Linked DNA regions of Homo sapiens: region 1 is linked to region 2. Evidence: chromatin loops called from intact Hi-C (ENCODE). Cell type or tissue: PC-9. All regions are shown on one strand. Each heading gives the region's core, and the rest is flanking DNA. Links, peaks and the distances in the headings are about the cores only. Region 1 has its middle 21 kb from the start of CYP2A6. Region 2 has its middle 28 kb from the start of CYP2B6.

Evidence for each region. Peaks named below come from ENCODE experiments on the same cell type or tissue, not always from the same donor. Only the 100,000 strongest peaks of a DNase experiment are listed, where the experiment ranks them.
Region 1: a loop joins it to region 2, with 19 times the contacts of the local background. A loop is called at or near these places in 3 of 110 quality-filtered maps.

What each region holds. Positions count from the first base shown.
Region 1 is chr19:40,822,577-40,836,170 of GRCh38, reverse strand. It overlaps the pseudogene CYP2F2P. Among named protein-coding and RNA genes, the nearest start is that of CYP2A6, 21 kb to the left of the region's middle. RefSeq lists enhancers at 8,788-9,287, 9,288-9,789. In PC-9, for the core only: no CTCF peak of the experiment used is centred there; a DNase peak (open chromatin) is centred at 4,100; H3K27ac peaks cover 1,284 bases.
Region 2 is chr19:40,955,187-40,972,054 of GRCh38, reverse strand. No RefSeq gene overlaps it. Among named protein-coding and RNA genes, the nearest start is that of CYP2B6, 28 kb to the left of the region's middle. In PC-9, for the core only: no CTCF peak of the experiment used is centred there; a DNase peak (open chromatin) is centred at 9,314; H3K27ac peaks cover 3,149 bases.

The DNA of each region.
Region 1 (13,594 bases), core at 1,470-6,469, 130 kb after region 2:
AGGCGGAGGTTGCAGTGAGCTGAGATGGAGCCACTGCACTCCAGCCTGGGTGACACAGCGAGACTGTCTCAAAATAAAATAAAATGTACTTCTGAGTGTGTTGTGAGTGTGTATCTGTGTCTGTGGGGAGGTGTGTGTGCACGTCTGTGTCTGTTTCTGGGATCCTTCTAATCTCATTAGTAGTAGCTTTTGTCTCCTTGGGATTTTATGTATCTGATAATATCAGCGATGAATAAAAGTTTTATTTCCTCCTTTTCAATTTGTACTGCATTTCTCTTTTGTACTTTACAGCAATGGCTATATTGTTTAATATGAGTGGTGAGAGTTGACATCACTGTGTTTGTTGGGTATGGAGAACCAGTCAGCCAAGAAAATACCTGTTAAGTACAATACTTTACATAGTTAAGAATACAAAGTATTGTTTTCATTTATTTAGCATCTTTTTGGTATGTTTGTCATTGAGGGAGTGGTAAGTGGGTATGAGAGTTAGTATAGAGGATTAAATGTGTAGGAAGTTATGACTGTTTTTATCCACTCATATATATATATGGGAGAGAAAAGGCTATATTTTATTATAGAGTAATGCATTTCTTATTTTCCATTGTTTGTTTTGCATAGAAAATTTCTAAAACTTAAAATAATACTCTCCATAAACCAATATTCTTCTGCGCTTTTTTTTTTTTTAATTGAGACAGAGTCTGCTGTGTTGCCCAGGCTGGAGTGCAGTGGTATGATCACGGCTCCCTGCAGCCTTGAACTCCTAGGCTCAAGTGATCCTCCCACCTCAGCCTTCTGAGTGGCTGACTATAGGCACATGCCACCACATCCAGCATCCAGCTAACTTTTTTTTTTTTTGAGATGGAATTTCACTTTCGTCACCCAGGCTGGAGCGCAATGGCCGGATCATGGATCACTGCAACCTCCGCCTCCCAGGTTCAAGCGATTCTCCTGCCTCAGCCTCCCAAGTAGCTGGGATTACAGGTGCCCACCACCATGCCCAGCTAATTTTTGTATTTTAGTAGAGACAGAGTTTCACTATGTTGCCCAGGCTGGTCTCAAACCCCTGACCTCAGGCAATCCACCACCCGCCTCAGCCCCCCAAAGTACTGGGATTACAGGTGTGAGCCACCACGCCTGGCCTAATGTTGTTGGTTGTTTTGTTTTGTTTTGGTAGAGACAAGGTCTCACTATTTCCCCAGGCTAGTCTCAAACTCCTGGCCTCAGCCTCCCGAATAGCTGGGGTTACAGGCATATGCCACCACGCCCAGCTAATTTTTTTGTATTTTTAGTAAAAAAGGGGTTTCACTGTGTTGGCCACGCTGGTCTCCAACCCCTGACCTCTGGTGATCCACCCCCGTCGGCCTCCCAACGTGCTGGGAACCAGTGCGCCTGGCCTAAAATCTTAAAAATAATAAAAGAAATGTTTAAATCCTATTGTGACGTTAATTGAAATCTGACCAGAGCCAAATAACAACAAAGTAATAATACTAATAACTAGCAACCCTCGTGAGTACTTATGTAGCAGGTTTTGGAGTTCCAGCCTAGTTTTGCCAAAACTCCTTATTTAATCCTAGGCCCCTGTCTCAGCCTCCCGAGTAGCTGGGACTACAGGTGCACACAACCACACCTGGCTAATTTTTGTATTTTTCAGTAGAGACAGGGTTTCACCACGTTTGACAGGCTGGTCTTGAACTCCTGACCTCAGGTGATCCACCAACCTCAGCCTCCCAAAGTGCTGGGATTACAGGCCTGGGGCATCATGCCCAGCCCAATTTTTTTTTTTTTTTTTTTTGAGACAAGGTCTTGCTCTGTCACTCAGGCTGGAAGGCAGTGGTGTGATCATAGCTCACCATAGCCAGGACCTCTTGGGCTCAAGCAATCCTTCCACCTCAGCCTCCCGAGTAGCTGGGACCACAGGCATGCGCCACAATGCCTGGCTAATTTTTTAATCTTTTGTAGAGACAGGGTCTCACTATGTTGCCCAGGTTGGTCTCAGACTCCTGGGCTCAAGCAATTCTCCTGCCTTTGCAGTGAGATAATTTAGGAATCAGAGAGACTGAGGGGTTGAGGAGGATTTCTTATTATTATTTAGGTGCACCGGCCCAGTCAGATCAACATCCAAAATGACTGAGCCCCAAACAAAGAGTCCAGTTACCTTTTAAGCATTTCTGGGGCAGGAAGAGATCTGTGCAGGGGGAAGCATACAACAGAAGCGAGAAACAAAGACACTTATTCAGTAGAGACATGCATTACATCATTTCTTACTTTTCAAGGAACGGCATATTTTACGACTTGAGATTATCTGTCTAGTGACCTTGCAGCTGCACAGCTAGAGAAACAGAGTCTTCACAATGCCTGGCAAAGGGAGAGATAAGGCTCCCTAGCCACAGAAAAACAGGCAGTTAATTTTAAAGGACTCCAGCTCTTTCTCTTCCTCAAGGGGAATTGGGTTTTCTTACGTAAGAAACTGAGCTTTTGCTTACAAAAAGAGCTCCAAAGGGAAAGAGCTGCTTACAGTGGCCTCAAATCATTGGCTGAATACAGAGCTGCACAGGCTGAGGGAAAGACTCCACAAAGCTGAGGAGAAAACAGCTACTGAGAAAAGAACGACTGCCGGCTGAGCAGCTGAGGGATGAACATTTTTTTTTTTTTTGAGACAGAGTCTCACTCTGTCACCCAGGCTGAGGTGCAGCCACGTGATCTCAGCTCACTGCAACCACTGCCTCCCAGGTTCAAGCGATTCTCCTGCCTCAGCTTCCCAAGTAGCTGGGACTACAGGTGCCCACCAACACAGCCAGCTAATTTTTAGTATTTTGAGATCACGCCACTGCACTCGAACCTGGGTGACAGAGTGAGACTCCATCTCAAAAAAAAGTAAATACATAAAAATAAAGCTGAAGATGTCCTCATTACCAAGGTACCAAGGTACCAAGGTAAGGTCCCAGAATCCTCCAATAGCCATGTTACATCTTCCTCCACAGCCTAGAATCTCCATGTTCATCCCAAACTTCCTCCCTCAGGACCTCCCAACAATACACATTTCCAAAGCCTCCTACAATAGAGGCCACCAAACTCCCATGTACACCAGATACCCATGTCCTGACCTCAAAACCCTTTCCTAATGAACTCAAATGGCCATGTTCCCCTACACAGTCTCCCTCAAGACAGAATTAGTGTGCAGGTGTCAGCCCCTTGTGATAGACAAGCAGAGGAAGAGCAGCAGTGGATCTAAGAACAGGTGAATGTCCACCACATGTCCTAATTGTGTGGGCTTGGCCTCCAGGATATCATCTTCTTCCTGCACCCTTGACTTTCAAGGAAGGAACAAATATGGAGAATAAAGGGGGGAGCCATAAGGAGGACGAGGAAGATCTTAGGGACCTAGAAATAAAAACAGCACCTTCAAGGCGTTGAGCTTCCCTGTGCCTGATGCTGTGCTAAGGATAACTTTTCATGGAGTGTGCAATGCAGTCTTCACAAATCTGTGATAAAGGTTCTATGATCATCCACATTTTACATGTGAGCAAACAGAGTCAGAATCATTAAGATTCAACCACTGAAAGTACCTAGCACAGATGTAGTAGTCAGATCTGTTTGACTCTAGAGGCTATGCTTTTTTTTTTTTTTTTTGAGACAGTCTCACTCTGTCACCCAGGCTGGAATGCAGTGGCACAATCTCGGCTCACTGAAACCTCTGCCTCCCGGGTTCAAGTGACTCTCCTGCCTCAACCTCCCGAGTAGCTAGGATTATAGGCACCTACCACCACACCTGGCTAACTTTTGTATTTTTTAGTAGAGATGGGGGTTTCACCATGTTGACCAAGCTGGTCTTGAACTTGTGACCTCAAGCGATCCACCCTCCTTGGCCTCCCAGTGTGCTGGGATTACAGGCGTGAGCCACCACACCCAGCTGAGGCTATGCTCTTAACTACATTTACTCCCCTTCCTGCCCTTTCCCCTCAATCTGCAGACAGGGTACTAAGACCAACTGGGAAAAAATTCAAACTCCAGGGCACTGCCTGTTTCATAATAAACCACAGATCTCAAGTTTCAAACATTTTCCAATATGTGTTGGCAGCTTAGATGTCATTTGTTGACTCTTCTACCAAGGACGGGTGGGGGAAGGTAATAAGAAGCCCTAAAGCTGTGTCTGGTTTTGTAACAAGCACGTGAGTCCATAAAACCAAATGCCTGCATGAGATGTAATTGTCCACGTGCTCTCCCCCTTGGAAAGAGGCTGAAACCTTTGACTCAGTGATTCCTCAACATAAGGAATTTAGCAGATGTTAAAACCACAGTCTCTAATTCAAAATTTGAGCTATTAGGATCACTGGGTGTGAAATCATGGCCTCCAATTTTGTTGGTTGTTTGGGGTGGGTTTTTTTGTCTTTTTGAGACAGTGTCTTGCTCTGTCACCCAGGCTGGAATGCAGTGTCACAATCATAATTCACTGCAGCCTTAACCCCCTGGCTCAGGCAATCCTCCCACCTCAGCCTCCCAAGCAGCTGGGACCACAGGTGCATTCTCCCACACCCTAGTAGTAGAACTTTTTTTAATGTTTTTGTATAGATGGTGTCTCGCTATAGGGCCCAGGCTAGTATCCACTACCACCTCAGCCTCCCAGAGCAATCCTTACTCTCAGTTACGGTTTGTGGAACTATAAATTGGTACAGCTTCAGAGGAGAGTAATGTGAATGCTTTTCTCTAAATTACAAAAGAACATACTCTCAGATTCAGTTAACTCCACTTCTAGTAATGTCTCCTATGATGTACAAGAAAGTGTGCAAAATCACCTAGATTCATCAAAGAACTGTTTACATAATGAAAAATAGGAAACCAACATATGCACCAAGATATTGGTTAAACAAATTATGATGCATTCATTTGATAGACTTGGTCCATCAGAACCCCAGCAGAAAAATATGAGTGCTTAATGGAGGGACTTTTTTTTTTGAGTCGGAGTCTCGCTGTTTCGCCCAGGCTGGAGTGCAATTGCGCGATCTCAGCTCACTGCAAGCTTCGCCTCCCGGGTTCAGGCCATTCTCCTGCCTCAGCCTCCCGAGTAGCTGGAACTACAGGCACCCGCCACCACGCCCGGCTAATTTTTTGTGTTTTTAGTAGAGACAGGGTTTCACCATGTTAGCCAGGAAGGTCTCGATCTCCTGACCTCGTCATCCGCCCGCCTCGGCCTCCAAAAGTGCTGGGATTACAGGTGTGAGCCGCCGCGCCTGGCCAATGGAGGGACTTTTTACAAAGTGGAGGGCAGTGTGAAAGAACCCTACAAGACGTTGAAGCACTCTATGGCTTACAATAAGGAGACGCCATCATCATCCTTAGGTTGAAAGGTGCAGTGAGAGGGAGTAGTTTCCGAAACCGAGACTGATTGTATAGGGGTAAAAGAGAGCCCCCAGCAGGAGGGCATGGTTTCTGGCAGAGGAATACAACCATTGCTATCACACAGCCAAGCAAAATAATCTGACATTGCTCTTCTCTCAAACTTCCATTGGCCAAACCCAAAAATTTTTTTAATGTAGAGGTGAAGGGAGCATGGGTGGTACAGTTTATAGAGGCCACCCTTCTAAAAGACAGGTCATGGTGGAGAGTGGAGATGGTAGGGCAAATAGAATACCCAGCACAATGGCCAGGAGCTCACACCTCTAATCCCAACACTTTGGGAGGCTGAGGTGGGCAGATCATGAGACCAGGAATTCAAGACCAGCTTGGCCAACATGGCAAGACCCTGTCTCTACTAAAAATACAAAAAATAGCCAGGTGTGGTGGCACACACCTGTAATCTCAGCTACTCAGGAGGCTGAGGCCCAAGAATCACTTGAGCCCGGGAGGCAGAGGTCGCAGTGAGCCAAGATTGCCCTACTGCACTGCAGCCTGAAAGACAGAGTGAGACGGTCTTAAAAGAAAAAGAAAAAAAATTCCAACCCAACCTGACAGATACAGTGGATATAGTAAGTTACTATTTGTATATTTGTGTATGGAATAACCTGGAAACTGGTAACATTAGTATCAACTTGGCAAGGGAAACTGGGTTGAAGAAATTTCACTTTCCATCATTTTGTATCTTTTGAATTTTGGATAGTGTCAACATATTATCTGATCAAGGAGAAAAGAAATTTAAAAATCAGGTGTAAAGGGAGTGTACCTCTGCTTCCAAATTTAAGCCAAGAGCCACTGTGAAAAGTAGTTTGGTGATTTCTAAAAAAACTTAAAATAGAACTACCATCCGACCCAGCAATCTCATTATTGAGTATATACACAAAGGAATATCAATCGTTCTACCATGAAGACACGTGCACACCTTTGTTCACAGCAGCACTGTTCACAATAGCAAAGATGTGGAATCAACCTAAATGCCCATCAGTGGTAGACTGGATAAAGAAAATGTGGGCTGGGCGTGGTGACTCACGCCTGTAATCCCAGCACTTTGGGAGGCCAAGGTGGGTGGATTACGTGAGGTCGGTAGTTCGAGACCAAGCCTGTCCAACATGGTGAAACCCCGTCTCTACTAAAAATACAAAAAAATTAGCCAGGCATAGTAGCGGGCACCTGTATTCCCAGCTACTTGGGAGGCTCAGGCAGGAGAAGTCACTTGAACCCAGGAGGCAGAAGTTGCAGTGAGATGAGATCACACCACTGCATTCCAGCCTGGGCAACAGAGCAAGACTCTGTCTGAAAGAAAGAAAGAGAGAGAGAGAGAAGGAATGAAGGAAGGAAGGAAGGAAGGAGAAAGACAGAAAATGTGGTATATATACACCATGGAATACTACACAGCCATAAAAAGGAACAAGATAATGTCTTTTGCAGCAACATAGATGGAGCTGGAAGCCACTATCCTAAGTGAACTAATGCAGGGACAGAAAACCAGACACCACAGGTTCTCACTTATAGGTGGGAGCTGAACATTGACTACACATTGACACAAAAAAGGGAACAACAAACAGCAGGGCCTACTTGAGGGTAAGATGGGAGGAGGGTGAGGACCGAAAAACTACCTGTCGGGTGCTATGCTTATTACCTGGGTGATGAAATAATGTGTACACCAAACCCTCACCATTGCTGAAGAGACTGGCGGCTAAATAGAGCAGTGGGTGAAATGGTCCCTGAGTGACATGTTAGGTCTTTGTACATAATTTAAAATAATGTGGCAATATTAATTTTAAAAAAAGAGGAGTGCAGGAAGAGCCAGAGAGAGACAATGTGAGGATGGAAGCAGAGACTGGAGTGATGTGCTTTGAAGATGGATGAAGGGGCTTCGCACAAAGGAATAAAGGGGCGACCAGAAGCTGAAAAGGCGAGGAAATGGATCCTCTTATCAAGGCTCCAGGAGGTACCAGCCCTGCTGACACCTTGACTTTATCCCAGTGAAGCTGATTTTGGAATTCTGGGCCCCAGAAGTAAAATAATAGTTTGGGGTCTGTTTGTTTACTTGTTTGATTGTTTGTTTGTTTGTTTGAAATGAAGCTTCACTCTTGTTGCCCAGGCTGGAGTGCAGTGGTATGGTCTTGGCTCACTGCAGCCTTGACCTCCTGAGCTCAACTGATTCTCCCGCCTTAGCTTCTCAAGTAGCTGGGATTACAGGCATGTGCCACCACATTCAACTCATTCTTTTAACTTTTTATAGAGAGGGAGTCTTGCTATGTTGCCCAGGCTAGTCTCAAACTCCTGTGCTCAAGCAATCCTCCTTCCTCAACCTCCCAATATATTCTGGGATTACAGGTGTGACCCACCACACCCAGCCTACATTATCTTTTCTTACTCAGTCCCTCCTGCCTCCCTCTAAAAAGGATCCCTGTGATTACATTAGGCCCAGCCAGACAGTCTAGAGTAAACTTCTCATCTCAAAATCCTCAACTTAATCCCACCTGCAAGGTCCTTTTTACCATGTAAGGTAACAAATTCACAGGTTGTAAGGATAAGGACCTGGACATCTTTTGGGGGGCATTACAACCTGCCACAACACCATGATCTGTAACAGCCTTGCAATGGGTCAGGCCCTTCACTGACTCCCAGTCACACACTCACTGACTCCTTATAGTAGCCCCAGGATGAGAGGAGTGCCATCAGGCCCATTTTACAGATGAGAAGACTGAGGCTCGGAAAAAGGAAGTCAGTTTGCCCAAGTCACACCAAGGCTAAGAGACCAACGAGGATTCAAACCGCGTCCATCTAACTCCAGATCTGGTTTTTTGGGCTGTGCTATTGTGTCCTGGGTGCTGTGTTGAAATATGCTGTTTTGGCCGGGCATGGTGGCTCACGCCTGTAATCCTAGCACTTTGGGAGGCCAAGGTGGTGGATCACTTGAGCTCAGGAATTCGAAACCGGCCTGGGCGACATGGTGAAACCCTGTATCTACAAAAAATACAAAAACTAGACCAGGCGCGGTGGCTCATGCCTATAATCTTAGCACTTTGGGAAGCCAAGGTGGGCACATCACTTGAGGTCAGGAGTTCGAGACCAGTCTGGACAACATGGTGAATCCCCATCTCTACTAAAAATACAAAAAAATTAGCCGGGTGTGATCTCAGCTCATTGGGAGGCTGAGGCAGGAGAATCTCTTGAACCTGGGAGGCAGACGTTGCAGTGAACTGAGATCGTGCCACCGCACTCCAGCATGGGCGACGGAGCGAGATTTCATCTCGAAAAAAGGAAAGAAAGAAATGTGTTGTTCAGTATTTACTATGGTCTGTTCAGCTGTTGGACGGCCAGATGCTACGTGTTGTGTTGAGATATTTCTGGGTGAGATTGTAGAGTTGTCAGGCACTGCATGTGATTTTGCATTGTGTCATCTGCTGGCTGCCAACGTTGTTGCGTTGCTGCATAGTGTGTCCTTTGTTCTGCTGCCTTGACTGTATGTGTTGTGATGCCACATCGTGTGTTCTGTGCTGTCTGCTGGGTTGCTGTGTACTAGCGTGTGTTGTGTGGCAGGATTATGTAGCGGTATGCTGGCATTACGTGTTGGTGTGTGGTTACCGTGTCTTGGGATGTTTCCGGGCTGGCTATTAGGTCACTGCGTGTCGTGTGTTGGCATGTACTGTGATCGTATTTGCTGGGTGTTCTGTTGCCCTGTGTTGTTGTGTTCCGTGATGCCTGATGATTGCCTTGTGCTATGTCGCGTGCTGTGTGTGTGTTGCCAACCTGTTCTGTGGTTGGGCGTTGTTGCTGTCGATGTGCTGCAGGAAGCTGTGGGTTCGGTGCTGTCTGTGGCATTGACAGATGCTTTTGGGGTGTTGTTAAGCAGCATGTTGTGACCATGTGCCCGTGTTTGCACCGTAAGACACGTTGCCATGGTTGAGTCGGATGTTGTGCAAATTAATGGTGTTGCTGCATGAGGTCTGGTGTGCTGCACATCGCGTCTTCCTGACCCATTCCATTCTTCACCCTCAGGCGAGCCCTTTGACCCCACGTTTGTGCTGAGTCGCTCACGGTCCAACATTATCTGTTCCGTGCTCTTCGGCAGCCGCTTCGACTATGATGATGAGCGTCTGCTCACCATTATCCGCCTTATCAATGACAACTTTCAAATCATGAGCAGCCCCTGGGGCGAGGTCAGCCAACTGAGTCCAGCAGGGGCAGGGTGTGGGGTCCGCAGGATCTAGGAATGGAGAGGAAACAGTGGGCGGGGAAAGGGCTGTGAATGGCCCGCCCAGGGCCCGCCCCCTCCCATCTGACCCCACCCAGAGTTACACGGCCACGCCCACTCCCCTCCACTGAGCATTTATGGCCGCCACTGCCTCCTTCCCACTCCCCCTCAGCCCCAACCCCCACCCCGGACCTGGCTGCCCTTTGAGACCCTGTCCCTGCCTACCTAATCCACACTGACCCCATTCGCCCCTGAACACCCTTCGTCCTCCTCCAAAACCCTCCTACTCTGTCTGGTCCCCAGTTGTACGACATCTTCCCGAGCCTCCTGAACTGGGTGCCTGGGCCGCACCAACGCATCTTCCAGAACTTCAAGTGCCTGAGAGACCTCATCGCCCACAGCGTCCACGACCACCAGGCCTCGCTAGACCCCAGATCTCCCCGGGACTTCATCCACTGCTTCCTCACCAAGATGGCAGAGGTAATCCCTACCTGGAAATCCCACCTCTAGTCTGACCTGAAATTCTCCTGCTGCCCCTGCCTCAAACCCACAGGGACCCCAGATGGGGCAGGGTTGGGGGACCTTCTCCCTGGAGAAGCTGAAGCATCTGGCCCAGCTGGGCTGGAGCCAGGAGCCACTCGCAGCCACCGCCAACTTACAGCTCATTAAGAAGTCATCAAAGGAGGTGGGGCAGGGCGGAGGGGGCAGTTGCTCAGGCTTGTTATCCCAGCACTTTGGGAGGCCGAGGCAGGAGGATCGCTTGAGTCCAGGAGTTCGAGACCAGCCTGGACAATATAGTAAGACCCAGTCTCTACAACACATACATACACACATACATACACACACACATACATACATACATACACACATACACACATACATACATCATACATACATACACACATACACACATACATGCACACATACATACACACACATACACATACATACACACATACACACATGCATACATACACACATACATACATACACACATACAGACATACATACACACATACATACATACACACATACACACACATACATACATACATACACACATACATACATACATACATACATAAAATGTATTTTTTAAAAAAACAAGAAGTCATTCAAGCTCTATCCAAGAAGTTAATTGTAGGCCCTGCAGCTGAGATTTTCCCTGCCCTGCCCTTCTGCGTTCCCCAGCTCTCCCAGGGAAAGAAAGTTAAACCCAGCTGGGACTGAATGGGCCCCCAGCAGCAGTTGTACTGGTCTAGAGTGAAGGGGTCTCCATCCCTGGCTCATATCCCCACCCCTCTACCACGGCAGAAGAAGGAGGACCCGCTGAGCCACTTCCACATGGATACCCTGCTGATGACCACACATAACCTGCTCTTTGGCGGCACCGAGACGGTGGGCACCACGCTGCGCCACGCCTTCCTGGCATTCATGAAGTACCCGAAAGTTCAAGGTGAGGCCCACCCACACAGCAGCGTGGAGGTGCCCATGTGTTCCAGCCTCACCCCAGAGCAGGGAACCACGACCCCACCTCCAGTCCCGCCTCCCAGGTCTGATATAGCCTCCTGCTGGCACCAGGATTCCACAGCCAAACCCACAAACCCACACGGAGGCCAATCCCACCACGTGGCCCACGAGGTCCACGCAGCCTGCCTGAATCCCGACCCAGATCCCACCCGCTTAATTGTTGGTTTTTTTGTTTTTGTTTTGTTTTTTGGAGACAGAGTCTCGCTCTGTCACCCAGGCTGGAGTGCAGTGGCATGATCTCGGTTGGCTCACTGCAACTTCTGCCCCCTGAGTCCAAGGCATTTCTCCTGCCTCAGCCTCCCAAGTAGCTGGGATTACAGGTGCACACCACCACATCCAGCTAATTTTTGTATTTTTAGTAGAGACAGGGTTTCACCAAGTTGGCCAGGCTGGTCTCAAACTCCTGGCCTCAAGTGATCCACCCACCTCGGCCTCCCAAAGTGCTGGGATTACAGGCGTGAGCCACTGCACCCAGCTCTGCTTAGTTTTTTGTTTGTTTTTGAGACAGAGTCACTCTGTCGCCCAGGCGTACAGTGGCACAATCACAGCTCACTGCAGCCCCGACCTCGGGCTCAAGCGATCTTCCCACCTCCGCCTTATCAATAGCTGAGAGTACAGACGTGCACCACCACACTCAATACACTCAGCTAATTTTTTATTTTTTGTACAGACAGAGCCTTGCTGTGTTGCCCTGGCTGGTCTCCAACTCCTGGGCTCAAGCAATCCTCTCACCTCGGCCTCCCAAAGTGCTGGGGTTACAGGTGTGAGCCACCGCTCCCGCCTCCACCTGCTTAGTCTTGCTTTGTGCCCACCGTGTCCACCACTGCATGCTGGCTTCAGAGCCCAGCTAACAGTCCTCCCAGAACTCTGCCCCAGAGCCCCAGCCACCCACTTGCCAGGGAACCCTACCTTTCCCACACAGCCTGGCCCACACACGGAGCTCTGTCTGCTACTCCACCTCCCCAAGCTCCACCTCTGGGTATAACCCCTGCTCTGCCTCTGATCTCCAGCCCTCCCACACAGTCCACCCACTCGATCCACCGTCCAGCAAGTAGGGTCCCGAAACTGCTCCTGAAATCCCATCAGGTCCTGGATTCCAGGCCTCCCTCCCTGAAGCCCCACCCACACAACCCAACGCCCAGGCCCTTGCACAAGCCAACCTTTCGCCCTCACTGACCCACTTCCTCCCAGGCCCTGGCTAACTCTTTTTTTTTTTTCCTTTTTTTTTTTTTTGAGATGGAGTCTCGCTCTGTCACCCAGGCTGGAGTGCAGTGGCCCAATCCCGGCTCACTGCAACCACCGCCTCCCAGGTTCAAGCAATTCTCCTGCCTCAGCCTCCTGAGTAGCTGGGACCATAGGTGTGCGCCACCATGCCCAGCTAATTTTTCTATTTTGTTTTAGAGATGGAGTTTCACCATGTTGCCCAGGCTGGTCTCTGAAGGGGGCCAGCCCCTTCACACCTGTGGGTATTTCTCATCAGGTGGGACAAGAGACTGAGAAAAGAAATAAGGCACAGAGACAAAGTATAGAGAAAGAACAGCGGGCCCAGGGGACCAGTGCTCAGCATACGGAGGAACTGCACTAGCCCCAGTCTCTGAGTTCCCTCAGTATTTATTGATTACTATTTTCACTATCTCGGCTAGGGGAATGCGGCAGGAGAACAGGGTGATAGTGGGGAGAAGGTCAGCAGGAAAACATGTGAGCAAAGGAATCCAGGTTACAAATAAGTCCAAGGGAAGGTACTGTGCCCAGATGTGTAGGTAGGCCAGATTTATGCTTCTCTCCACCCAAATATCTCAGTGTAGCAAAGAGTAACAGAGCAGCATTGCCACCAGCATAGCTCACCTCCAGCCACAGGGTGGTTTTCTCCTATCTCAGAACAGAAGGAATGTATGATCGGGTTTTACACTGAGACATTCCATTACCAGGGACATGCAAGGGATGGAGGCCTTCCTCTTATCTCAACCGCAAGAGGCCTTCCTCTTTTACTAATCCTCCTCAGCACAGGCCATTTACTGGTGTCAGGCTGGGGGATGGTCAGGTCTTTCCCTTCCCACAAGGCCATATCTCAGGCTGTCTCAGTTGGAGGAAACCTTGGACAATACCCAGGCTTTCTTGGGCAGAGGTCCCTGCAGCTTTCCGCAGTACACTGTGCCCAAGAATGGAGAATGGCGATGACATTTACCAAGCATACTGCCTGTAAACATATTGTTAACAAGGCACAACCTGCACAGCCCTAGATCCCTTAAACCTTGATTCCATACAGCACGTGTTTCTGAGCACAGGGTTGGGGCTAAAGTTACAGATTAACAGCATCTCAAGGCAAAGTAATTTTCTTAGTACAGATCAAAATGGAGTTTCGTATGTCTTCCTTTTCTACATAGACACAGTAACAGTCTGATCTCTCTTTCTTTTCCCTACAGTCTCAAACTCCCGGGCTCAAGTGATCCATCCACCTCAGCCTCCCAA
Region 2 (16,868 bases), core at 6,462-11,461:
AAGCTGAAATCAAGCCATCGCACTCCAGCCTGGGTGACAAGAACAAGACTCCATCTTAAAAAACAGAGTAAGTCTCCGTCAAAAAACAAAAAGTGAGACAAAGAGAGAGAAGAGGGAAAAAAGCAGCCATTTGGTGGCATACTGAAATCCATGCTCCTAAGAGCAGATGGCTCACCAGGACCTCTGCCACTGCTGCCCATGCCTCTTTTGCAACAAAGATCCTGATCCTCAGGATTATAGGAAAATCATCCACAGGACCCGTGTTGCTCAGTGAAGGAATTAATTCAAATCTAACTTAAGCCCTATAAATCAATCATTAACATGGGTGATAACCCTGACAGTACGGATTTGAGGCCCCTGAAGGAAGAAATGTATAAATATGAGCAAGGCAGAGAAGCCATCCACCCACTCAGATGATATCCAATGATCAAGAAAACTTTAATCAGGAGCTGTTCCAAGATGGCCAAATAGGAACAGCTCTGGTCTGCAGGTCCCAGCGTGAATGATGCATAAGATGGGTGATTTCTGCATTTCCAACTGAGGTACCTGGTTCATCTCACTGGGACTGGTCAGAAAGTGGGTGCAGACCATGGAGGGTGAGCTGAAGCAGGGTGGGGCATTGCCTCACCCACAAAGTGCAAGCAGTTGGGGATTTTTGTGACAGACTGTAATGGGAAAATTGGGACACTGCCACCTAAACAATGCCCTTTTCCAATGGTCTTAGCAAATGGCATGCCAGGAGATTATATACCGCACCTGGCTCAGTGGGTCCCACACCCATAGAGTCTTGCTCACTGCTAGTCCAAGATCAAACTGCCAGGTGGCAAGCCTGGCTGAGGGAGGGGCGACCACCTTTGCTGAGGCTTGAGTAGGTAAACAAAGTGGCCAGGAATCTCTAACTGGGTGGAGCCCACCACAGCTCAACAAGGCTGCCTGCCTCTGTAGAATCCACCTCTGGGGGCAGGGCATAGCTGAACAAAAGGCAGCAGAAACTTCTGCAGACTTAAATGTCCCTGTCTGACAGCTCTAAAGAGAGCAGTGGTTCTCCCAGCATGGTGTTTGAGCTCTGAGACAGACAGACTGCCTCCTCAAGTGGGTCCCTGACCCCCATGTAGCCTAACTTGGAGACACCTCCAAATAATGGCCGATTGACACCTCATACAGCTGGTTGCCCCTCTGAGACGAAGCTTCCAGAGGAAGGATCAGGCAGCAATTTTTGCTATTCTGTAGTATTTGCTGTATTGCAGCCTCTGCTGGTGATCCCCAGGCAAAGAGGGTCTGGAGTGGACCTCCAGCAAACTCCAACAGACCTGCAGTGAGGGACCTGACTGTTAGAAGGAAAACTAACAAACAGAAAGGGATAGCATCAACATCAACAAAAAACACATCCCCACCAAAACCACATCTGTAGGTCACCATCATCAAAGACCAAAGGTAGATAAAACCACAAAGATGGGGAGAAACCAGAGCAGAAAAGCTGAAAATTCTAGAAACCACAGCACCACTTCTCCTCCAAAGGATCACAGCTGCTAGCCAGCAACGGAACAAAAAAGCACAGAGAATGACTTTGATGAGTTGACAGAAGTAAACTTCAGAAAGTCGGTAATAACAAACTTCTCTGAGCTAAAGGAGGATGTTTGAACCCATCACAAGGAAGCTAAAAACATTGAAAAAAGATTAGATGAATGGTAACTAGAATAAACAGCATAGAGAAGACCTTAAATGACCTGATGGAGCTGAAAACGTTGGCATGAGAACTACATGACACATGCACAAGTTTCAGTAGCCAATTCGGTCAAGTGGAAGGAAGAGTATCAGTGATTGAAGATCAAATGAATGAAATCAAGCGAGAAGGGAAGTTTAGAGAAAAAAAAGTAAAAAGAAACGAAGAAAGCCTCCAAGAAATATGGGACTATATGAAAAGACCAAATCTACATTTGACTGGTGTACCTGAAAGTGATGGGGAGAATGGAAACAAGCTGGAAAACACTCTTCAGCATATTACCCAGGAGAACTTCCCCAACCTAGCAAGGCAGTCCAACATTCAAAATCCGGAAATACAGAGAACACCACAAAGATACTCCTTGAGAAGAGCAACCCCAAGACACGTAATTGTCAGATTCATCAAGTTTGAAATGAAGAAAGAAATGCTAAGCGCAGCCAGAGAGAAAGTTTGGATTACTCACAAAGGGAAGCTCAACAGACTAGCAGTGGATCTCTCGGCAGAAACTCTACAAGCCAGAAGAGAGTGGGGGCCAATATTCAACATTCTGAAAGCAAAGAATTTTCAACCCAGAACTTCATATTCAGCCAAACTAAGCTTCATAAGTGAAGGAGAAATAAAATCCTTTACAGACAAGCAAATGCTAAGAGATTTTGTCACCACCAGGCCTGCCTTATAAGAGCTCCTGAAGGAAGAACTAAACATGGAAAGGAACAACTGGTAGCAGCCACTGCAGAAACATGCCAAATTGTAAAGACCATTGATGCTAGGAAGAAACTGCATCAACTAATGGGCAAAATAACCAGCTAACATCATAATGACCGGATCAAATTCACACATAACAATATTAACCTGAAATGTAAATGGGCTAAATGCCCCAATTAAAAGACACAGACTGGCAAATTGGATAAAGAATCAAGTCCCATCAATGTGCTGTATTCAGGAGACCCATCTCATGTGCAGAGACACACATAGGCTCAAAATAAAGGGATGGAGGAAGATTTACCAAGCAAATGGAAGGAAAAAAAAAATGGGGGTTGCAATCCTAGTCTCGAAGAAAACAGAATTTAAACCAACACAGATCAAAAGAGACAAGGCCATTACAAAATGGTAAAGTGATCAATTCAACAAGGAGATCTAACTATTCTAAATATGCACCCAATACAGGATCACCCAGATTCATTAAGCAAGTCCTGAGAGACCTAAAAGGAGACTTAGACTCCCACGTAATAATAATGGGAGACTTTAACACCCCACTGCCAATATTAGACAGATCATCAAGACAGAAGGTTAAAAAGGATATCCAGGACTTGAACTCAGCTCTGCTCCAAATGGACCTAATAGACATCTACAGAACTCTCCACCTCAAATCAACAGAATATGCATTCTTCTTAGCACCACATCCAACTTATTCCACAATTGACTACATAGTTGGAAGTGAAGAACTCCTCAGCAAATGTGAAAGAACAGAAATCACAACAAACTGTCTCTCAGATCACATTGCAATCAAATTAGAACACAGTATTAAGAAACTCTCTCAAAACCATACAACTACAGGGAAACTAAACAACTTGCTCCTGAATGACAATTGGGTAAATAACGAAATGAAGACAGAAATAAAGATGTTCTTTGAAACCAATGAGAACAAGGACACAAAGCACCAGAATCTCTGGGACACATTTAAAGCAGTGTGTAGAGGGAAATTTTTTTTTTATTTTATTATTATTATACTTTAAGTTTTAGGGTACATGTGCACAACATGCAGGTTTGTTACATATGTATACATGTGCCATGTTGGTGTGCTGCACCCATTAACTTGTCATTTAGCATTAGGTATATCTCCTAATGCTATCCCTCCCCCCGCCCCCCACCCCACAACAGTCCCTGGTGTGTGATGTTCCCCTTCCTGTATACATGGGTTCTCATTGTTCAATTCCCACCTATAAGTGAGAACATGCAGTGTTTGGTTTTTTGTCCTTGCGATAGTTTGCTGAGAATGATGGTTTCCAGTTTCATCCATGTCCCTACAAAGGACACAAACTCATCCTTTTTTATGGCTGCATAGTATTCCATGGTGTATATGTGCCACATTTTCTTAATCCAGTCTATCATTGTTGGACATTGAGGTTGGTTCCAAGTCTTTGCTATTGTGAATAGTGCCGCTATAAACATACGTGTGCATGTGTCTTTATAGCAGCATGATTTATAATCCTTTGGGTATATACCCAGTAATGGGATGGCTGGGTCAAATGGCATTTCTAGTTCTAGATCCCTGAGGAACCATCAAACCGACTTCCACAATGGTTGAACTAGTTTACAGTCCCACCAACAGTGTAAAATTGTTCCTATTTCTCCACATCCTCTCCAGCACCTGTTGTTTCCTGACTTTTTAATGATCGCCATTCTAACTGGTGTGAGATGGTATCTCATTGTGGTTTTGATTTGCATGTCTCTGATGGCCAGTGATGATGAGCATTTTTTCATGTAGAGGGAAATTTATAGCACTAAATGCCCACAAGAGAAAGCATGAAAAATCTAAAATCGATACCCTAACATCATAATTAAAAGAACTAGAGAAGCAAGAGCAAACACATTCAAAAGCTAGCAGAAGGCAAGAAATAACTAAGATCAGAGCAGAACTGAAGGAGATAGAGACACAAAAACCCTTCAGAAAAATCAGTGAATAAAGGAGTTGGTTTTTTTGAAAAGATCACAGAATTCATAGACCACTAGGAAGACTAAAGAATAGAGAGAAGAATCAAACAGATGCAATAAAAAATTATAAAGGGCCTCTCCCTCTCCCATTCCCTCCCCCTCCCCCTCCCCCTCCCCCTCCCCCTCCCCCTCCCCCTCCCCCTCCCCCTCCCCCTCCCCCTCCCCCTCTCCCTCTCCCTCTCCCTCCACGGTCTCCCTCTGATGCCGAGCCAAAGCTGGACGGTACTGCTGCCATCTCGGCTCACTGCAACCTCCCTGCCTGATTCTCCTGCCTCAGCCTGCCGAGTGCCTGCGATTGCAGGCGCGCGTCGCCACGCCTGACTGGTTTTCGTTTTTTTTTTTTGTTTTTTTTTTTTTGGTGGAGACGGGGTTTTGCTGTGTTGGCTGGGCTGGTCTCCAGCTCCTAACCGCGAGTGATCCGCCAGCCTCGGCCTCCCGAGGTGCCGGGATTGCAGACGGAGTCTCGTTCACTCAGTGCTCAATGGTGCCCAGGCTGGAGTGCAGTGGCGTGATCTCGGCTCACTACAACCTCCACCTCCCAGCCGCCTGCCTTGGCCCCGCAAAGTGCCGAGATTGCAGCCTCTGCCCGGCCGCCACCCTGTCTGGGAAGTGAGGAGCGTCTCTGCCTGGCCCCCCATCGTCTGGGATATGAGGAGCCTCTCTGCCTGGCTGCCCAGTCTGGAAAGTGAGGAGCGTCTCTGCCCGGCCGCCATCCCATCTAGGAAGCGAGGAGTGCCTCTTCCCGGCCACCATCCCATCTAGGAAGTGAGGAGCGTCTCTGCCCGGCCGCCCATCGTCTGAGATGTGGGGAGCACCTCTGCCCTGCCGCCGTGTCTGGGATGTGAGGAGCGCCTCTGCTGGGCTGCAACCCTGTCTGGGAGGTGAGGAGCGTCTCTGCCCGGCCGCCCCGTCTGAGAAGTGAGGAAACCCTCTGCCTGGCAACCGCCCCGTCTGAGAAGTGAGGAGCCCCTCCGTCCGGCAGCCACCCCGTCTGGGAAGTGAGGAGCGTCTCCGACCGGCAGCCACCCCGTCTGGGAAGTGAGGAGCGTCTCCGCCCGGCAGCCACCCCGTCCGGGAGGGAGGTGGGGGGGGGGTCAGCCCCCTGCCCGGCCAGCCGCCCCGTCCGGGAGGTGAGGGGCTCCTCTGCCCGGCCGCCCCTACTGGGAAGTGAGGAGCCCCTCTGCCCGGCCAGTCGCCCCGTCCAGGAGGGAGGTGGGGGGGTCAGCCCCCCGCCCGGCCGGCCGCCCCGTCCAGGAGGTGAGGGGTGCCTCTGCCCGGCCGCCCCTACTGGGAAGTGAGGACCCCTCTTCCCGGCCAGCCGCCCCGTCTGGGAGGGAGGTGGGGGGGTCGGCCCCCCGCCCGGCCAGCCGCCCAGTCCGGGAGGGAGGTGGGGGGATCAGCCCCCCGCCTGGCCAGCCGCCCCGTCCGGGAGGTGAGGGGTGCCTCTGCCCGGCCGCCCCTACTGGGAAGTGAGGAGCCCCTCTGCCCCGCCAGCCGCCCCGTCCGGGAGGGAGGTGGGAGGGTCAGCCCCCCGCCCGGCCGGCCGCCCCGTCCAGGAGGTGAGGGGCGCCTCTGCCCGGCCGCCCCTACTGGGAAGTGAGGACCCCTCTGCCCGGCCAGCCGCCCCGTCTGGGAGGGAGGTGGGGGGGGTCAGCCCCCCACCCGGCCAGCCGCCCAGTCCGGGAGGGAGGTGGGGGGTCAGCCCCCCGCCCGGCCAGCCGCCCCGTCCGGGAGGGAGGTGGGGGGATCAGCCCCCCGCCTGGCCAGCCGCCCCGTCCGGGAGGTGAGGGGTGCCTCTGCCCGGCCGCCCCTACTGGGAAGTGAGGAGCCCCTCTGCCCGGCCAGCCGCCCCGTCCGGGAGGGAGGTGGGAGGGTCAGCCCCCCACCCGGCCGGCCGCCCCGTCCGGGAGGTGAGGGGCGCCTCTGCCCGGCCGCCCCTACTGGGAAGTGAGGACCCCTCTGCCCGGCAAGCCGCCCAGTCCGGGAGGGAGGTGGGGGGTCAGCCCCCCGCCCGGCCAGCCGCCCCGTCCGGGAGGGAGGTGGGGGGATCAGCCCCCAGCCTGGCCAGCCGCTCTGTCCTGGAGGTGAGGGGCGCCTCTTCCCGGCCGCCCCTACTGGGAAGTGAGGAGCCCCTCTGCCCGGCCAGCCGCCCCGTCCGGGAGGGAGGCGGGGGGGGGGGGTCGGCCAGCCGCCCTGTCCGGGAGGGAGGTGGGGGGGTCAGCCCCCCGCCCGGCCGGCCGCCCCGTCCGGGAGGTGAGGGGCGCCTCTGCCCGGCCGCCCCTACTGGGAAGTGAGGACTCCTCTGCCCGGCCAGCCGCCCCGTCCGGGAGGGAGGTGGGGGGGGTCAGCCCCCCGCCCGGCCAGCCGCCCTATCCAGGAGGTGAGGGGCGCCTCTGCCCGGCCGCCCCTACTGGGAAGTGAGGAGCCCCTCTGCCTGGCCAGCCGCCCCGTCCGGGAGGGTGGTGGGGGGGTCAGCCCCCCGCCCGGCCAGCCGCCCCATCCGGGAGGTGAGGGGCGCTTCTGCCCGGCCGCCCCTACTGGGAAGTGAGGAGCCCCTCTGCCCGGCCACGACCCCGTCTGGGAGGTGTGCCCAGCGGCTCATTGGGGATGGGCCATGATGACAATGGCGGTTTTGTGGAATAGAAAGGCGGGAAGGGTGGGGAAAAAATTGAGAAATCGGATGGTTGCCGGGTCTGTGTGGATAGAAGTAGACATGGGAGACTTTTCATTTTGTTCTGTACTAAGAAAAATTCTTCTGCCTTGGAAAAAAAAAAAAAAAAAATTATAAAGGGGATATCACCACCAATCCCACAGAAACACAAACTACTATCGGAGAATACTATAAACACCTCTATGCAAATAAACTAGAAAATCTAGAAGAAATGGATAAATTCCTGGACACATACACCCTCCCAAGACTAAACCAGGAAGAAGTTTACTGAAACTTATGTTTACTGAAGCACTATTCACAATAGCAAAGACTTGGAACCAACCCAAATGCCCACCAATGGTAGACTGGGTTAAGAAAATGTGGCACATATACACCATGGAATACTATGCAGCCATAAAAAAGGATGAGTTCATGTCCTTTGTAGCGACATGGATGAAGCTGGAAACCATCGTTCTGAGCAAACTGTCACAAGGACAGAAAACCAAACACCACATGTTGTCACTCATAAGTGGGAATTGAACAATGAGATCATTTGGACACAGGACAGGGAACAACACACACTGGGGCCTGTCGTGGGGTGGGGGAATGAGAGAGGGATAGTATTAGGAGAAATACCTAATGTAAATGATGTGTTAATGGGTGGAGCAAACCAACACAATGCATGTAGATGTATCTATCAACCCTGCACGTTGTGCACATATACTCTAACACTTAAAGTATAATAAAAATAATAAATAAAACAAAAATAAAAACAAAAAAAAACTTTAATCAGTGGATCTCAGGGAGTCTGTGAGCTCCTGATAGCATATGCAGATTTTGGTCATATGTGACATTGTGCCTTTTTTTTTTTGGAGATTAGCTCAGATTTCATTATATTTATATATTTCTATGGTGGTTAAAAAAACCCACATAGTATAAAATTTACCATATTCACCAATTTAAGTTTCTGCAAGAGGACAGGCAAGCATTAGACTCTCATACTATTCTAGATGGCCTGGAGACCTGCATAGGACTTTGCCCACCTGTCTCTCTCCCCTTGTCTATGATCTTGTCTTTCTGTCTTTCTCTTTCTTCTTCCCTGCAAGACAACCTTCCCCTCAACTGCCCTTTGTGCAAGTGCATTTTTGCATGTTTGTGTCATTTTGTCCAATGGTTTATCCTAGATGCCTCTGCCATTTTTACCCTTATTTATACATCTGTGTGTGTGTGTGTGTGTGTCACTCTGGGTGCATGCTTGAGGTTTCTGTGTGCATGTATGTTTCAGCATGTCCCTGTTGATAGATGAATTTATGCATGCGCCAGGCTTTGTGGGGTGTGTGTTTGTGCTTGATAAGTGGGCATCCTTTCCAACTTATGTCTGCCCAAGCACATTTGTGTGAGTACCTGATGAGGTGCATGTGTGTTCATGCCACTGTTCCTGAATGCTTGCCAGTCTCTGGGTCTGTCTGTGCATGTCGCCTGAGTGCACATGTGCTTTGGGATATGCCACTTGGGGGAGGTCTATGACGTGCTTTTCTGGGTCCAGCTAGATGTGGATATTCAACAAATGTGCATATTCACATTTGTGTGTACGTGTGCACAACAGGTTGACTACATACAAGCGTATGGATGTTTTTGTGCATGCATTCTGGTGTCTGTATGCAGACACATGGGCCATGCTGTGTACATATTAACATCAGATATTTGCCTGTACCTGTCTGTGTTTGAATTCAAACATAGCCCTAGCCCACCTCTATTTCTCTTATATATAAAAAAAGAACTGTGTGAAGTTTTTAAGAGCATGATTGTAAGTCTGTGAGGTTGATTTTGTCATCTTCATTTTGCAAATGAGTTAGGTAAAGCCCCAAAAGTTGTAAATGACTTGCTTCTGGCTTCCACAGCTAATGAGGGCAGAGCCTGGGTATGATCTTGTGACTGTAAATTTTATGCTTTTAATCACTTCTTTGGACTGTCATGCCCCACCTCTTTTCTTTATGAGACATTAGAAAAGCTGCCCGTAATTTCTTATGGCTCTTGAAAAACTTCCCTGTATGTAACGCAAGATTTTGAAATGTTATTTTAAACAGTCTTTTACCAGGAGGGAGCCTTGACCTTTTACAGTTTTTGCATTCTTTGGAACCTTACCCAAAGACCTAGTTGGCCAGTGTATGCCTCAGGCTATTGGCAGTGATGCAGTGAAGGAGTTGGGGACCTAGTGGTTGTGGTCAGAGTGTGAAATGTTTGTTTCACATTTTAGAGTGATGACAAGGATTAGGGTTTCTAGACAAGTGGACTCTAAGTCTCTTCCACATTAACTGGTATGTTTTTTGTTTGTTTTTGTTTGTTTGTTTTTGAGACTGGGTCTCACTCTATCTCCCAGGCTGAAGTACAATAGCACATTCATAGCTCACTGCAGCCTTGACCTCCCAGGCTCAAGTGATCATCTTGCCTCATCTTCCTGAGTAGCTGGGACTACAAGTGTGTGCCACTGCACCCAGCTTACGTTAAGTTTAATATGAAACCTGGCCAGAAAGCTCAGTGAATTCTTAATATTTTCCCTTTTCTCCCATTCCAAAGCTTTCTCCCAGTAAGGCCCATCTTCTCATGACTGAGTTCTCCATAACCACATAGTCACCTAGTAGCCCTCCCCCTGTGGCCCCCAAGCCCTTGGTCTTCTGGAACTCCTCCAGTAGGTAGCTGGCTTCCTGGAGAAGCATCAAAGAATCTTCCATCATTCTCCATTGGCCAGAGCTACACCTCTGTCGTTCTCCTTTGGCCAGAGCTACATCTCAGTCTCATGCTTCTGCCTGCCTCCCCTCCTGTGTTCAAGTCTGTGCTAGACAGTGATAGGGAGGGATTATGAAAGCTCTAGACTGTGCTGTCAAGGAAGCCACTCCCAACCTTCAAGGTTCAATCAAGAAATCAAGAGAGTAAGGTTCTCTCCCTGCAGGATCCCCCCCCAAAAAAAACAAAAGTCCAGACTGAGTTGGAGGAAAGGGGAATCAGTCTAGGAATGATAGGGGCAGAGTAAAGAGTGTTTCTTACAGGAAGGAGACCTGAACCTTCTTACATATATAAATAAGTGGATGAATGCATAGGAAAGTGGGAGGAGGTATTGCGAGAATGCCATATAGACTGCCCTGGAATGGGGATGTTAATTCTATTTTCTAGACACCACTTGGATTCTCTGGATACATGCACATATGTGTACACAGAAGCTCACACCTGTACATTGATATGCCTACACAAAAGGGGTTACTGTGTAGTAAGAAACATTTAGAGATTACCAGAAGTGTGGATTGAGTCTTATTCCAATGCACTAGAAATTTAATGGAAATTTAATGAAATTATCTCGATTGATGGATGGATGTAAGGAAGCATTTATGACTAGAATGACTAACGGGTGGATGGATGAAAGATTTAATAGATGGGTGAAGGGTTAATTGATGGATGGATTGAAATAGATGAATAATAATTGGAAAGGTGGATGTAAATATTAATAAGTTGTTGAATGATGGAAGGGTTAATGAATGGATGGATGGAATATTGGATAGATGGATAAATGGAAAGTTAATTGGTACATGTATAGATAATAGAGCAAAAGATATTTATATAGAAGAAATAATTAGTGGATTTTTTGATGAATTTGTGGACATATGGACAGAAGGATGAAAATTAAAAGGATAGATAGATAGATAGATAGATAGATAGATAGATAGATAGATTGAAGGATGGAAAGAGTGTGGTGAGCCTGCCTCGACAGCCCGGGACAGGCTCAAATATATCAGGAAGTGGGTAAGAGATACTGAGACCTGTGGCTAGGGTGAGGAGATCCCTAGTGCTGAAGTGTAGGTGCTGGGAGTGTAAATCTTTTGCATTTTTCTCTAGTAGGTGGGGTAATGACTTATGGAATTTTCAGGTTCACTATAGTGACCAAGAAGTGCCCACACACACACACCCAAAAGGGGACAAGCAGCAAAGCCCTTTCTCTCTTGTTGAATTCCAGAGCCAGAGGGCTGGGAAGGAAGCCAGGCATCCCTCCTTCTGCTCTCAAAGGTCTCTGTTTTGGTGTTTTAGAAACTGGATTCCTCAGTCCTCAGCCCAGCTGAGTTGGGAGCTCCCCAAAGCCTCCACTGGCATCTTGATTCCACTGCTTTTCACCTTTTCTGGCAGCTGAGGGAGAGCCCTGAGGCCTGCCTGTCTCCTTTGGGAAGCTCCACCTGACTGCAGCCTGTCTCCCAGCCTGAGCCCCTCAATCCCTCTGGTTCTGTACGATTCATTCTCTGACCTTCCCTGGGGAAGGGAGGCAGTGATCTGACCTACCCACCCAATTCAGTAGCCATGGAGCTGGGGGAGGTGTCTATGAGGCCAGGTTGATGGATAGGTGAGAAGAAAGAAAGTATTCCTTCCTGATCTCCTCCTCATCCCTCACCCCACCCTCTGGAATAATGACAATTACATAATCACCTCCGCCTTACTCCTTCCCACAGGCAGAGAGCCAGAAGGAGAGGTATGTGGGCAAAGAGCATGGGTAAGAAGAGAGAAAGAGACAAAGGTTCCAGGGGGACAGAAAGCAAGAGAGAGAGAGAGCACCAGGGAGAGATGGGGGAGACAGAGAGAGATGGAGAGAGAGAGAGAAGAGAGAGAAAGGGAGACAAAAACACCAAGGAGAGATAGACAGGGGAGGAGAGAGACAGAGAGATGGAGAGAGAGAAAGAGAGATTGAGAGCACCAAGGAGAGATGCAGGAGAGAAAGAGACAGAGAGAGATGGAGAGAGAGAGAGAGGAAAGAGAGAGACAGATAGAAAAAGAGACAGATATCACCAGGGAGAGATGGGAGAGAGAGAGAGAGAGAAAGACAGAGACAGAGAGGGAGAGAGAGAGAAGACAGACAGAGATGGACAGAGAGAGAAAGAGAGACAAGGAACCCCAAGGAGAGATGGAGAGGGGAGGAGGGAGACAGAGAGATGGAGAGAGAGAAAGAGAGATTAAGAGCACCAGTGAGAGATGGGGGGGTGAGAGAGATGAAGAGAGAGAGAGAGACAGACAGAGAGCACCAGGGAGAGATGGCAAGAGAGAGAGACAGAGAAAGAGATGTAGAGAGAGAGATGGAGAGAAAGAGAGACAGATAGCACCAGGGGGAGATGGGAGAGAAAGAGAGACAGAGAAAGAAGGACAAAGAGCACCAAGGAGAGAGGGAGGGGAATGGAGAGAGACAGAGAGACTGAGAAAGAGAGAGACCGAGAGCACCAGGGAGACATGGGGTGTTGAGACAGATTAAGAGAGAGAGAGAAGAGAGAGAGACAGAAAGACAGAGGACACAAAGAAGAGATGGAGACAGGGAGAGATGGGGAGAGGAAAGAGAGATGGAGAGAGAGAGAGAGCACCAGGGAGAGATGGAAAGAAAGGGAGAGACAGAAAGAACCAGGGAGAGACAGAGAGAGAAAGAAAGACAAAGTGCCAGAGAGAGAGAAGGGGGAGAGGAAGGGAGGGAAGGAGGGGAAGGAGAGGGAGGGAGGGAAGAAGGTGGGAAGGGATGGAGGGAATAACTGGGACCCAGTGAAACAGGGAGAAGGAATCTGAGAAAGACACAGGACACTGCTAGAGGGAGAAGCAGAGAGAGATGGAAAGAGGCACACACAGAGAAAGGAAGAGGTGGACAGCTAGAGAGATGCTCACTCCGAAAGGTGTAAATGCAGATACAGACAGACCCAGAGCCCTGGATAGACTTAGACAAGTGAAAAAAAGAGACTCAGAGGAGAGAGTCAGAGAAGTACAGAGCGTCAGAGGCCCAGAGCTCTTTGGCTCTGCCTAATTTATTGGTTTACAAGCTCTTTGTTCTTAGGGCAGATGGGAGGGTGAGGAAGGGATGAGGAAAAGGATTAATCAATGAAGGAGAACTCGTGAGTCATTCAATAAGATGAACAGCAGTGGCGATTTCTGTGTATTTCCTTGAGCAAAGGCGTGTCTAAACTACTTAAGATCTTTAACTTATCAGAACTGAAATGGGTGGGAGTGGGTTTCAGGAGAAACCAAGATGTTTGATTATACTCCACTGCTTCTAGGGAGTGCTATCTCCCTGATCAACCTGTGAAATGCCACTGAGCGGTTATGCTCTCAGGGCATAAGGACATGAAGGCAATAAGGAGACTTTTCTCCTTAGAGGCTGCCCATGGCTCCCCATGGGTGTCTCACACGGGGGAGACCAACTCATCTGGCACTCCAGAAACTCTTTTTCCCGCAGGTCTCCCTTTTTTTGTCTCTATTAATTTTTTTTATTAATAACCGCTATTACTATCATGTCTCGTTCACAGTGTCTGGCTTCTCTCCGAAGGCGTCGTCTGCATCTGTAGACTAAAAACAAACAGCATAAACATACGTAAACCAAAATAAAATTTGCAATTGTTGATCCAGCTATGGTTTTAATCCACTTTAAAGGATTGGTATTAGAAAGGCCATCAGTGGCTCCAGCAAGAATATCAGCTCCGAGCAACAGGTTGAGACGAGCCTGAGATACCTCAAAAAGTTGTTTTTTCAGTTTAGCAATATCTAGGGTTAAATTATCTTCTTTTCCTTGTGGGTTACATCTAATCATCTCCCAATGGTGTACAGTGGCATTATAAAAGCTAGAAGTAATATAAAAATCAGAAGTATTCCAATCACATTGCTCCAAGCTCATAATCCAATCTCCCATCCAAATTACTGTTTGACGGAGATCACTAATTTGATTTGCCAATTTTTGATCTATTTGGCTTTGGGAATTCCAAAGCTTAGAAGAATTTTTCTGCCAACTATCCACAAAGCCCACAGTTTGAATAGAAGAGTGCAAAGCAACACCAGCAGCAGCAGCAGTAGCTGTGACAGCTATAAGGCCCATGATCACAGCTATTAAAGTAAATATGAATCATTTTGATCTATTAAGTATTCCTTTTAGTACTTCAGTGATAATATGTATAGAGGGAGAGGCCTCCCAAGGTCTATTGAGGGGAACAGGTATCCAAACTCCTTCTCGGGCCCTAAACAGTAACATGCTATTATCTTTATTAAAGGTAGAATTAATGCAGGTAAAAAGATGACAGTTGAGGCATGATATGGTTTGAGAATCAGCTAGGATATTAATTTTTCCCACTGCCAACATAAAAGGAGGTTTAACACAACTCTGCAATGGGACCATCTGATTAAAGGTCATGGCTACAACATTCCTTCCTCCTCTGGATGAGTAGGACCTTGGTTGTCTGTTGGTCCAGGCATCCAGACACTATCATTAATATAAACCTCTACTGGGGGGTCTAACAATGTAATAGGCCTAATCAGTGGTGGGAATGGAATTTAGGTCCAATAAGTGTAATTTTGATCTGCCTCAGCTACAAGGTGACACACCAAGGAGATTACCACCATCATAGCTACCATTAGATTACTGGTGGTCAGCGGCTTGTTCTGAGACCTCAGGTTCTCTTCTGCAACGTGAGCTAGTCTCTTCATCTGCCCCCAGGTCAGTGGAGTTGCTTGGTGAGTTTTACTGGTTTCCATCTGCTCAACAGAGATGTTCATCTGAGCCATCTGATGAACTGGGGGTGCAGAGACATTCCGAGGTCTTTTCCTCTTCCTTGGGTTCTGGCTCATGGCACAACTTAAGATGTCTTGTGGGTACCCAGACAGGAAGCTGATTCTCTCCTGGTGAGATACAAGCAAACCCTCAACCCCAACAAGACCCACTGGGGCCTTTTGTTTGGGCCACTTTTTTGGTCATTGATAAAGAGCTATGATGGACACATCTGCTCCTGTGTCGACCACACCCTCAAATTGTTTTCCTTGAATAGTGACCATACAAATAGATCTATTGTCAGAGACTTGATTTACCAATAGGGAGGCTTGCCTGCTGAATTTGTGCTTCCAAATTATTCTGTTCTTTTTTCTGAGCTTTCTTCTAAATTAATATACAGTAAAAGCCACAGTTGAGCTATTCTGTCACCTGGATTAGCACTCCAGGGAACAGTGGAGGAGATAACAATTTGAATTTCTCCCTGGCAATCAGAGTCCACTACTCCAGTGTGTACTTGAATTGCCTTTAAATTTAAGTTGGACCTTCCCACCTTGCCATCTGGCAATGGGTCATAAGCTCCCATTGGGACCTTCCTAGGAGGCTCCCCAGGAAGGAGGGATACAGCTTCAGTACAGCATAAATCTACTGCCCCACTTTTAGCTGTGGAGGGGAACAATTGCTGCACATTTGTACAGGGAAAGACTGGGCTGGGAACACCCCATTTGTAGTCAGGGACGTCCTGTCCTGAATTGGGAATGCCCCATTTTGAATTAGGGCCTGTGGCTGGCCCCTCTGTCCATTTCCTGGCAAGGGCTGTCCGCTGTTATCAAACTTTGAATGACAGTGATTAGCCCAGTGTTTTCCTTTTTTACATCTGGGACAGGTACCTGGTTCCCTGCTTTTTCCTCCTAAGTTTTGCCTTTTTTGTACACTCTCTTTTTGTATGTCCTATCTGTCCACAATTATAGCAAGATCTGGGGAACACTCATATGTTTTTTGTTACCCTTAGTCTAGCCATTGCCGGAGCAAGAAGGCTGGCCTTATTCAAGTGCCTCCAATGCCATCACAGGCTTTAATGTATTCACTTAAAGTTTTTTCCTCATTTAGATCTGCCTTTCCCTTAATAGGTCTAATTTCTGCCTGACATTCTGTATCAGCATTTTCATAAGCAAGCAGCTGAACTATCACTTTCCTGACATGAGAATCCAAAATAGCCTTTTGAGCCGTGTCTTGCAAATGGGTGATAAAATCTGGATAAGGCTCCTTTGGACCCTGTTGAACTGAGTTAAAAGAAGTATAAGTAGTACCAGGGTCGTGAATTTTTTCCCAGGCTCTGAGGCATATAGTTCTGAGCTGATCAACAGTCTCATCACCCATTACCATCTGTCAATTTAGAGTACCCCATGCCTGTCTGATTCCAAGCAAGTGATCAGATGTGATATTAACAGGAGGTTGGGCTTGAGCATTTCTGCATGCCTGATTTGTTGTTGCTTGATCTGTCCGCCAGGTTTTAAATTGGAGAAACTCAGTGGGGGACAGGGTAGAGTGGGCTAATGCCTCCCAATCCATAGGTATTAAATGCCTGTTATAAGCCACAGATTGTAACAAGGAATGAACCTAAGGAGAATTTGGCCCATATTGTCCAATTGCTTGCTTTAAGTCTTTTAATATTTTAAAAGGAAATGGCTCCCAGCATGCTTCAGCATGTTGTCTGGGCTCCTCAGCTGGAGAAATAATTACCAGAAACTGCCAAGCATCCAAATCCCCCACATCTCATGCCTGGTAAATAGATGCCTGGATTGTCCCTGCACCGTAATTTGTATTTGGACCTGCTCACAGCATTCCTCTACCATAATTAAAAGGTGGACAAGCCTGGATCATTCCCTCACCATAATTGGCTGTTGGGTGAGCCTGAAGCTTCCCTTCAACATAGTTAATTGTGGGGCATGCAACAATGGGAGCAGCAAGTCATGTCTCAGGCTCCCATTCCAAAAATTCATAAGGCTGAGGCGGGGGTGGCCATTCTGGACCTTCCCCTAAAGGCGCAGTGGGTGGCACTGTTTCTGCAGTAGGTGGAAATGTTTCTTCTATAAGTTTTTGGAGGTTAGCATATATCCCTTTCTCCCCCTTTTTAAAACTAAACTGTGATGGTTCACTTTGCAGATCATCAAACTCCTGATTATTAAACTTTTCTATGTCATCCTGAAACTTCTCATCCTCCTCAGTGTGGAAAGGCT